2 separate regions of the Homo sapiens genome follow, and region 1 is linked to region 2. A link is an interaction called in ENCODE POLR2A ChIA-PET data of the cell type or tissue named here. Cell type or tissue: HepG2. All regions are shown on one strand. Each heading gives the region's core, and the rest is flanking DNA. Links, peaks and the distances in the headings are about the cores only. Region 1 overlaps LINC01303 (long intergenic non-protein coding RNA 1303). Region 2 overlaps LINC03033 (long intergenic non-protein coding RNA 3033).

Region 1 (5,382 bases), core at 276-5,275, 54 kb before region 2:
TAGGGGAATTATAGAGCAGCTGAGGAGTAGCTGGCTAGTACTGACAGTCTCTTCTCTGTCATAGGTTCTTTTTTTTGCATTCCAATGCGAACACTTACTTTTGAATGAATAGAGTAGCTAGGAACTTCCCTTTCCATTTGTGTAGCACTTACCACTCATAGTCATCACTCTCACCCACATCATGCCACTAGATCTTCATGACGTGCCCACTATTCCCACTGATGATAGTGTGAGTACTGCAGTACATACTACAAATGGCAAGAGAGGCTCAGAGAAGTTGAGTTCATTGGTTTCCCAAAGGGTTCAGGCTTGGTAAAGAGTAGATCCAGCTCTAGGGTCTAAATCTTTGATGCTGTAGTCTGGGAAAGGGAAGGATCATTCTGACTTTGGGACTTTTTTGGCCTTCATAGCTCCTCCACTTTGGGTCTTCTATTGCTCTGTGGGATTGATTAACTTTTTGTTATGGTTCACTCCACTCTGGTAAACAACCACGAAAAATAAAGCATGCCTCCTGTTTCATTCACAAAACTCATTATCATAGCCACGCAGAGCCAAAACACTGTCTTTGGTAAGTCTGTGATCACTCAGCAGCTTCCTTCTTCACAATTGCTTCTCAAGCCCACTACCTGGGTTCCCCAGTTTGGGTTGAGTCCATTCTTTTGAGGCTATTTATTCCATGCCTATCAGGTTATTCAATAGCTAATGTTTATATCTGAGAAGAGAGAAGATACACAGGATATTTACCTAAAGCTCAAATGAGTCTTCAATTCCTGGTTACAATTCTACTTCACATCTTTCTTCAGTTCTGCTAGACCTGGCATCCCCTTCCAAGGGATCACAAGGCTGTCTTGCCCACACTTCCTGAAGAAGGCTGGCACAGAGCAGGTAGCGAGCCATTCAGGCAACTGGGCCAGAGTCCACTGGGGCTGCTGGGTTCCCTCAGCACAGTGGGCAGCATGGAGGTCAAGACGAGGTCACATTGGGACCTTTCACTCCCTCAGGTCCATCTTAAGACATCGTCAGGCCTTATCATCCCACTGTCCTTCCCAGCCAGTCCTCATCCCACACCCATTTGCTCCTGCTCTCCCAAGCTATTCCACGGTGACCTAACTGAATTAGACACATGGCCTTGAGTGTTTGAAAGGACAATAACTTCAAGCCTTTGCTTTGGGATGTGGGTCAGCCTTTGACTGCCAAAGTTGCTTTCACTTAATGGCTAACATGTTGCATGTTTATTACATGTGAAGCCCTGTTCTAAATACTTTAAGTGTATTTACTTATTCAATACCCCCCATGAGGTGGGTACTCTCAGTTTCATTGTACAGATGGGGGAAAGTGAAGTACAAGAGATTAAGTCACTTGTCTAAATTCACACAACTAAAGCAGTGGGGTTAGGATTTGGATCAAGCAGTTTAACTCCAGAGTCCCTACTTTTAGCTCAGTTCAGTGAGGTTCTTCTATGAAAGCGAATTCTATTTTTCCACCTTTGTGGGGTTGGCAGGAAGCACCAAGATAAACTGCCAGCTGGGCAGGACAGTATTAGCCCTCCCCTGGGTAGAACAATTTATCAGCAGTGGGACTGCATGATTTGCATATCAAGGGGCTGGAGCTGCTAACCCCAGTTCTTGGAACTGGGGCAGGCCAGGGTGATGCAATCAGGACTTCAACCTCCCTGAATAGGGGAAGAGGAAGTAGTCTGGTTCTCTCTGAATCCCGTGAGCCCCATCTGAACCCCTGGGGTAACTTCTGAGCCTTGGTGGAGTTTCCAGCCCTTTCTCCCCTCGTAGAGGAGCCACTTCATGTTTTAGTAACTCTTCATCACCCACCCCGCCAGCTCATGCAGCAGCGTCAGGAAGAAGGTGCGCAGCCTGGAACCTACCTTGGCAGCTGCATGTTTACAGCTATGAAGCTGAGCTGGTGTAACATGTTAGCAAAGAAAAGAGCAAAAATAGACCAGGCACGGTGGCTCACGCCTGTAATCTCAGTACTTTGGGAGGCCGAGGTAGGTGGATAACTTGAGATCAGGAGCTCAAGACCAGCCTGGCCAACATGGTGAAACCCCGTCTCTACTAAAAAATTACAAAAGTTAGCCGGGCGTGGTGGTGGGCGCCTGTAATCCCAGCTACTCAGGAGGCTGAGGCAGGAGAATAGTTTCAACCCTGGAGGTGGAGGCTGCAATGAGCTGAGATCACGCCACTGCACTCCAGCCTGGGCGACAGAGGGAGACCCTGTCTCAAAACAAAACAAAAAAAAGCAAAGCAAAAATAAAAGCATCCCATTTGTCATTTATTGATCTTAATTGAATCCTGACCTCAGATGATCTGCCCGCCTCGGCCTCCCAAAGTGCTGGAATTACAGGCATGAGCCACCACACCCCGGATCTTAATTGGGTACACATTGCCTTGAAAATATTCCAGCCACGGATTTGACCATTTCACATGCCAACATGATAAAGCTGTTCATTATTCCCAGGTTTGGTCATCCTGGTTGCTTAATCTAGCAATGTTGACTTAAAATGACTAGACAGCCCACAGTGATTGCCCCCGGCTCAGGGTCACACTGGGCCCTGTAACTTCTCATTTTACATCATCCAAGGATAAGACTCCAGTACAACTGTAGTAGATGTTTGTGATGAAAATGAGCCCTTTGCTGAGATGTTCCTCTGAATTGAGTTGCAAGTTGGCCAAAGCTGGCCAGAGTGCAGCTGTAAAGGGAGCTTTGTAGTCTCCTTTTGTTCCTTTGTTGAATTGTAACCAAAGCTAAGGGAGCTACCCTGGGCTTTATCCCGTCCCCACCTCTTCACCTCCACTGCCCTGCCAACTGTTCTTTCCCTCCTCCTGCTTCCTGGCTCTTTACTCCCCTACCGAGTACGTCGGTTCTGCACTCTCTCTCCCTGCACCACTTGATTCTTAGAGCCAAACTGTTATATAGCCAGTTTTCCAACCATCAAGATGGCATAAAATTTTGATTTGCATATTTATTTTATAGGCTCTTTTAGAGCCCAGAAATGGCAGTCACCTTTCCCATGTGTTTCTGCGTCTTTGGCATCACCCTGTGTCAGCAGCACTGAGTGCCTAGGTGAGCCACCCTACCCTATGCTGCCCGTGCAGTCTAGGGGGCAAGATGTCACATGGGTAAGAGCCCTGGCTGGTAAGAGTAGTGGGCAGCCCTGGGGGCTGAATCCACACTTACTGAATGTTCTTGAGAAAAGCTAGTTCTTTCTCCAATTTCAACTTTCTCATTTGTGAAATGGGAGTGAGCATAGCGCCTGCCTGCCTTCTGTTAATACTGCAGGGATTAACTGTGATACATTGTCAAGCGTTTGCCACAGGGCTGGGACACAGAAATGCTCAATCGATGTTGGCTATTATTATCGTCAGCTCTCCCACAGAGGGCTAAGGGAAGGTTGCTTGTGATGTCCATCTGAAAATGGACAGAGAGGGACACTCGTGCTCTCCATGATGCCCATCCCTTTGGATGCCGATGCCATGCCACTCCAATTTGGAGGGATTTCACTTTTCTAACTGGCTGCAGAACCTCCTCAGGAGACCTTATTCTTTTCCTAGGATGTTTTGAGTCCATCCTGCCCCAACTGACATACAGGTTCAGCCTTAAGTTTGATATTCTGCTGCTCTCCTTTGAGGCCAAGAAATATCCACAATTTTCCCAAATGGCTTTTCTTACCAGTCTCAGGAATTATTTTGTCCTTCCAGATCTAACACAAAGGTACATTTTATTCACTTCTGACTGAATAACACAGGGACCACACCCAGCATCAGTACCTGCCGGGCACCCCCAGTTACTCACCATGCCTGTGCGCCAGTTCAGAGAAGAAAGGACATGTGTCAAGATGTTCAGTAGGGTCTGGCATGCCTAAGAATTTGAAGCCAATAGTAGAACCAAGAACCAAAGGCATTTTCTTCCTAATTTAAGGTATCTGTGAAGAAGTTTCTAGTAAAACAAGAGTCTCCATAGTCCTGTGTATTCTTAATGGAAAAGGCCTCAGCACTCCTATCCCCTTGCAACAGCCCTTCCAGATCACCCAGGTCTGCCTTTCTTATGCCACGAAGGCAGTTCTTACCCCACAGAGGCATCATTCTTCCAAGGCCTTAGGCCACAGTTAGAAGAATTTAGGCTAGACAAAGTGAAGATTGTGTAGGCACCGAGTGTGGTCAGACATGCAAGTGGATTGCAGAGGGTGAGACAGGAATCTTCTTTGGATACATTTCAAATTAGAAACCAGGATAGTCTAGTAGTCATTTGACCTGAAAGAGCCAGAAATAACTTAGATGACCTCTCGAGTTCTTGTAGCCTTGTACTCATGGCTAAAAGTGAACAGAGGGATATGGTCAGTTGGTCTCCCCTGATAGACGCCAACCCACACTACTCCCACCATATAGAAAACCTCTGTCACTCGAATTTTCTCCCTGTCCATCTCTGTACAACCTGCATGCCCTAGCACACCTATGTGCCTTCTCTGCATGCTCTCTCAATCCCAGGATTCCCTTCAGGCTCACATAGATCACTTGTCCCTCAAGTCACATACTTGACAATATCTTATACCTGATTGCCTTTCATAGTTCTCATGCTCATTCATACGTGGAAAACAGGAAAACTTTACAAAGTTAAAATCAGCACAAGAAGTTCACAAGAAATATAAGCCCCCTTCTGACAATAGAGCATTTGTGGATGAAAGAGAAAGCAGGATTCCTCAACTCTGTTCTTTTTTTTTTTCTCAAGGAGAATGATTTTTGAGATGAAACAAGTACAATACTCACTGATAAAAATGAATCGTAGCCCAAAGTAAATAAAGGGATTATACGAAGCATTCAATGAGAATAGGCAGAATTGCAGAACAATTATTGAAGCAGTAATTTATGAGCACTGGAAGTGGTGTTGATCATTAGGGCTGTGCAGGGGTTTATAAAGAACAGGTCTTCTAAGTCGAATCTCATTTTCTTCTTTGATGGTTCCTGGACTGGTTGATCAAGGATAGGTGAACATTTTTGCATAGCTGAACTTCAGCGACATACATGACAAAGTCTCGCCCCATTTCCTTATGGCCAAGCTGGATTCAAGACACAATGGTACTGAAAATGTGGGGATTAATAGGTTAGTGTCAGTCTGGAATAGTGGTTCTGCCACCTTGCGTAACCCCTGCTCCCCTTGGATTAACAGACAAATTTCAAGTCTTAATCCTATTTGAGATTTCATACCGTCAACATTATGACTAAACACAAAAATTAAACAGTGGGACAAAGGGCTACTTTGTTTTCAAGCTATTCATGCCCTCCCAGAAGACTGTGATATAGAAAAGCACATGAGTTTAGAGAGTCAGACATTCACTAAACTAATATTTATTGAGCATCTATTATATTTCAG
Region 2 (5,382 bases), core at 232-5,231:
TTTTGTCCTTGATTTCCATCAAGAATATAAGTAGAGCTCTCTTCAGTCTTCTCTGCCCTCAACCCCTCACTTTTAAAATGTGGCAGAATGAAGATGTTATGTTTGGAGCTACAGTAGCCAACTTGCAACCATAAGGGAAAGACCTGAAGAAATGCCAAAATGATCTCATTGAGCTCCTGTACCAACCCTGGAACTATACCCCAGCTTTCTTGTTATGTGACATCATGCATGCCTTTATCATCTATGCTACTATTATTTGAGCTTTATATTGCCAGGAGCCATTTTTTTCTGATACCCTTTGGAACAAATCCAATTTTGCATGCATTTTATGACCTAAAGCTGGGCCACAGATCATTAGTTCTGTTTTTACTTCCATTTAAGTTATAGTCTATGCTCAGACGTAAGCCTCATTAACGTCCCAGGCTACATGTCAGATATGGCTTTAGGTGACATCTCTGAAGCACTCCGAACAATGAAGATCTAAATGGTCACACCTAGTGACCAGGCAGTTGCAGATCAAGGGAATGGGATGAGGAGGCAGAACTGTAGAGACAGAGTAGTGAGGGCTGAAGCCAGGAAAGCAAAGAGAACCCAAGAGGGTATCAGAACTCAAGGGAAAACAAGACTGGGGCGGAGGAAAGGTCCAAGCAAATAGTCATCAATAGATAGATCCAGAAAAAGATGGGAAAGGAAAAATTTAAATCTAGGAAATAATCTGACAATAATGCACAAGACTTTTTGGAGAAAATTTTAATTCCAATAATAGATATAAGCAAAGACTTGAATAAATGGAGTGATATGCTGATTGTGTGGAACAATTTAACATTTTAAGAATATCAGTTCTTCCCAAACTGAAGCTGTAGATCCAATGCAATTCAAGTAAAATGCCCACCCCAAGTTTTTAGGACTTTGAAAAACAATTTTAAAATTCATATGAAGAATAAATATCCACAGACAGCTAATTTTTTAAGTGTAGGCAAAAAGGAAATTTGCCTTGCTAGATATTAAGGCACATCACAAAGCCATGATTAAGAAAAGGGGAAAAAAGTCAAGTTGACCAGGAGAACAGAATACAGAACCCAGAATTAGACCCAGCTATAGAGGAGAACATGTTATATGATAGAGGGGGCATCACAAATCACTACAGAAGCAATAGATTAAGTAGTACATGGTGATGGGAAAATTGCCTCCATTCAGCCCCACCTCAGACAATTTAAAAAGAAACCCCAATGGATTAAATGCCCAAACGTTTAATATAACAGTTTATAGTGATAGGAAATAATATGCGTGAATATCTCTGTGACTTTTGAGTGGAGGCATTTCTAAAGAAAAACCCGAAAGTACAAACCATAAGGAGGAGAAAAAAATACGGATTTGTCTACAAAACAAAATTAAAGATTTATTCCAACAAATACTACAGACAAAGTCAACAGGTAAACTGGAAGAAGATGTTACTGACATCCCAAACCAAAGAATGTAGATCTAGGAAATCCTGCGAAACAGTAATAAAAAGGGAAAACAGGCAAAATATACAAGAGGAAACCTCTTAATGGCCAATAAGTGTATACAAAGATGCTAAACATTACTAGCAATCAGAGAAATACAAATTAAAACATCAATGAGAGATCACTTTAGAGAAAGTCGGATAAAATCAAGTATAACAAAGACACTGCTAGAGGGGTGGAAATAAATGCAGCCATCCTGCAGAGCAATCTAGGAGTCCCTAGAGAAATCAAGGATGCATTCTTGGCCCTGAGTATGTGCCCAAGAAAACACTGATGTGCAGATCATAAGAATACATGTAAAGCTGTCCATCATGGTGCGTGTGTGTGTGTGTGTGTGTGTGTGTGTATGTATGTATGTAAACAAGGACTGATGTTTGTTAATAAAGCAATGGTTTAGTTAAACATAAACAAATACAAGATGGGCCACTATTCAAGCCAGAAGCGGGAAAGGAGATTTACATATAGCAGCGTGGACGGGTCACCAAAGCATATTGATGATGGCCGTGGTACGTGAAGTGAGTAATTTACTCTATTCTCCTGAGGTCCAAATTAAATAAAATGTAAATACATAGAGCCAGTGGTCACAGAACTTCAGTGTCTCTGAAATGTTTATGTGCATGAGAATCATCTGAGGTATCTGTTAAAAGAACAAATTTGAGGGTCCCACACACAGAGATTCTGAACCTGCACTTTAAACATGCATCCCAGGTGATTCTCCTATAAGTGGACCACAGGCTGCACTTGGAGACACCTTCAACTAGGTAAAATCAAGCTACCAGGAGAGTGATCAGAAGTTAGTAGCAAGGGAAATGGCAGTAGAACATCTGCCCAGCACCGGCAGCAAGGAAATGACTCTGAAGCAGCTGGCCCTGTCAGCAGCAGCTGCCTCTCTCCCCTCCCTTTTTTTGTGAGCCAATCTTAGTGGGCCTGGCCTGAAGGGGTTTGGGTGATGGAAACTGACAACTGCCGTCTGGGGAGCGTGTCTGGAGAGACAGGAAGCCACTGGGGGGCTTTTTCTTCATGAGGATGCTGCTGTGCGTAGTGCCACCAGGGGTCCTAAGCTTGATGTGACCATCCAGACTCACAGTGGGCTTCTCCAGGTTGGGCTGTGGGTTGGGGGGAGGTGGGCTATGAAAAGAGTGAGAATGACATATGGGGGACATTGTCAGATGCCAATGCTTGAGTCTGTTCCGATGAGAGAAGCACTGCTGAGCCTTCTCCTGGCAGATCTGGTGGACTCTGGGTGCAGATGGTCCAGGAGTCGAGCCACAGAACCCCGTCATCCCTCCAGTGTCTTCATTGCTCTTGCCTCCTTTGGTCCCTGCCTCTGGCCTGTGCTTTAAGAGCTGGACTGTTCTGAGGCATATTGTGTACCATGTGGAGGGGATAGTGACTGCTATGATTGTAGGCAGATGGGATGTGGTCTTAAGCTTGCCTTTAGGGGTGTCTGATGGCATGCTCAGCCCTGCATCTCCAGCCAGAGACGTCTCCCTCCCTGTGAATGGATTACAGCCACCCCAGTCAAGAACGGACTCTGGACTCCTACTGTTATTTATCCAGGCACTGTTCCCCAACTGGCCCAGAGAACTAACGGAAGCCTGGATTCACTGTCCCCTTCCTAATGTGCAGAATGGCCTGGTTTCCTAAGGACAAGGAAGGTTTTTCAGATTTATACAAACAGACCGTGCATATTTGTGGGTATCCAGGTAACAAACCCAGTTTGAAACTCCTTTTGACAGCATAATTCATAACTCCAGACAGAAATGCTAACGTGAACACAGACACTCCAAAGGTGGAAAAGATTAAGAAATGGTCCCAAACATAGCTCTCTCTAGAAATCATCTGATTCTCTAACACACCTCATTTTGCAAATGTGAGTATTGTCATGTAAAGAGAAAAGAACCAAAGAGAAAAAGAAGACTGGCAGAGAATCCAGAGACACAAATATTTCAGGCTTATTAATAACCAGTAAAGCTTTCTTTCTTAGGAACTTCTTGAAGTCAGCTGTTTGATGCTGATGGTGTGTGATGTGTAAGCAAAGGTCTGTGAATCTGAGAATCCCCATGTGCGTCTACAGGACCGTTCTCCCTGCCCCTGTTTTAATGAGATCCAGGGCAGCTGCAGCTCCCATTGTGCTGAGTGGCCTGGGCAGGCTGACAGAGCTATTCTTCTCTCCTAGTAATGTGTTTGCTTAAGCATGAACATTAGTGTCAGAAGTGCTTAGTGCAAAGCAACCATTCAGGGGTGAAGCAGTCACTGCCAAGTCTATATGTCTGGGAATTCATTATGTCTATTCGTCTGGGGGTTAGGGTTAGGTAAACCTTGTATTTTCTAATGAAGTTGAAAAGGTAAAAAACAAAAACACTATTTATAAAATCATCTTTTTGGGGTGAGTCCAGCTGTGAAAACCCCAATGCCTTGTTCAGGCCATGGCTTCCTGAAAAACCGAACAATAGCTCTTGTTATGTGGGGCATATCCTCTTGCCCTCATCTGCCCTGTCTTCTGAAACGAGTGAAATGAAAGTTATTTTACACCCGACCTTGCACAAAGCTAATGTGCCTAATTAGCGGAAGATGTGCTTTTCGGATGGGAATCTGATTTTACTCAGTAGTGTCCTATCTTTCACGAGATGAGGACACATCATGGGCAGACTGTGTATTTTTTCTTGTCTTTCTCACAAGAGCAATGAATGTGATCTAAACTGATGACTCTCCTGTCTGTCTTGCCAGTATGGCCAAAGGCATTCATTTCCGAGGCAGCTGGCCAGGGCTGAGCCGCGGACAATTAACTGGGCCACAGGGCCCTGGGCTCACAACCTTCCTGCTGGATCCTGAACACAGGGCATTGGCATAACAATGAGCCACACTAAGACTTCCCTAGTAGGAAGCTGTCTGTTTTCATCTTTGTTGATCTTTTGGATAGATAATACCACGTGTCCTTCCCTCTGCTGTGTCTCCAGTACAGTGTTCCTGGAGTTAATGTGTATCACCAGCTTCCCCTGTAATGGTCCACCCACAGTGGTGTATAATGGGCAGGGAGGTGAGAGAGAGCAAGTGCAGGCAGTAATGGGGTGAGAATTTAAAGACAATAATAAAACTGACTCCAAGTCAGTCTGCTGCTTATTATCATCAAATGCTGACAATTTTTAAACAGTGTCACTGATAAAACACTCTTCCTTGCAAGCTCTAAACAATTACTAAAGTTGCTGTTGCCGCTGACATAGGTGGACCCCGTCACAGACATTCCTTTGCAAAGTAAGTTTGAGACAGGTGGGATTCATCCAAGCTCCCTTCAGCACATTTTTTATTTCCAGCCTGTGGGATGCTACACATTCCTGCATGTAAACAGTTTCGAAATAAGCAATAATAACATAGCAATGCTATGGCCTACGCTTTAACAGCTGGACTGTTGCTTCTTCTAGACGAAGAAACAAAATGTGAATTATTTCCATCCTATTTGACCATAAGGAGTTTTTAATTTGTATCTAAAATTTAAAACAATGAAACAGATTGCAAACTGCATGGTGTCACATTTTTGTTGGTTGTGTGTAAATTTTAAGTTCATATATGAAATATTTACTGAATTTGAATATCTTTAAAATTGAAATTTATTCTTTATAAAAATTGTTCATTGTTTAAAAACAGAAGTCCGTGAGAGTGAGTGCCTCTTTCCATTTTATGCCTTACCCTACTCCCAGCTGTGCCTACTACTTGGGAAGCAGGAACAGCTAGAGCACCTGCAGGTGACCTAAATGTGGCCCACCAGGCCACATGATGTTTAACGGATCCGATGTTTAATAGATCTCTTTGTTTTGTTTCTGTTTTTGTTTTGAGACAGAGTCTCACTCTGTTGCCCAGGCTGGGGTGTCGTGGTATG

The links. Peaks named below come from ENCODE experiments on the same cell type or tissue, not always from the same donor. Only the 100,000 strongest peaks of a DNase experiment are listed, where the experiment ranks them.
Region 1: POLR2A ChIA-PET joins it to region 2 with 5 read pairs; 9 of 35 experiments call an interaction of 5 or more read pairs at or near these places.

What each region holds. Positions count from the first base shown.
Region 1 is chr14:61,551,463-61,556,844 of GRCh38, forward strand. LINC01303 (long intergenic non-protein coding RNA 1303) reads right to left here. Exons shown (of 5, transcript NR_110416.1): 5 at 4,810-5,090. Among named protein-coding and RNA genes, the nearest start is that of PRKCH-AS2, 8.7 kb to the left of the region's middle. RefSeq lists enhancers at 447-957, 958-1,467, 1,362-1,411. In HepG2, for the core only: no CTCF peak of the experiment used is centred there; DNase peaks (open chromatin) are centred at 1,659, 2,489 and 5,259.
Region 2 is chr14:61,605,296-61,610,677 of GRCh38, forward strand. The region is part of intron 1 of LINC03033 (long intergenic non-protein coding RNA 3033); the gene reads left to right. Among named protein-coding and RNA genes, the nearest start is that of LINC01303, 37 kb to the left of the region's middle. RefSeq lists enhancers at 2,080-2,830, 2,831-3,580, 4,029-4,640. In HepG2, for the core only: a CTCF peak has its summit at 2,535; DNase peaks (open chromatin) are centred at 3,066, 3,686 and 4,426; H3K4me3 peaks cover 1,821 bases.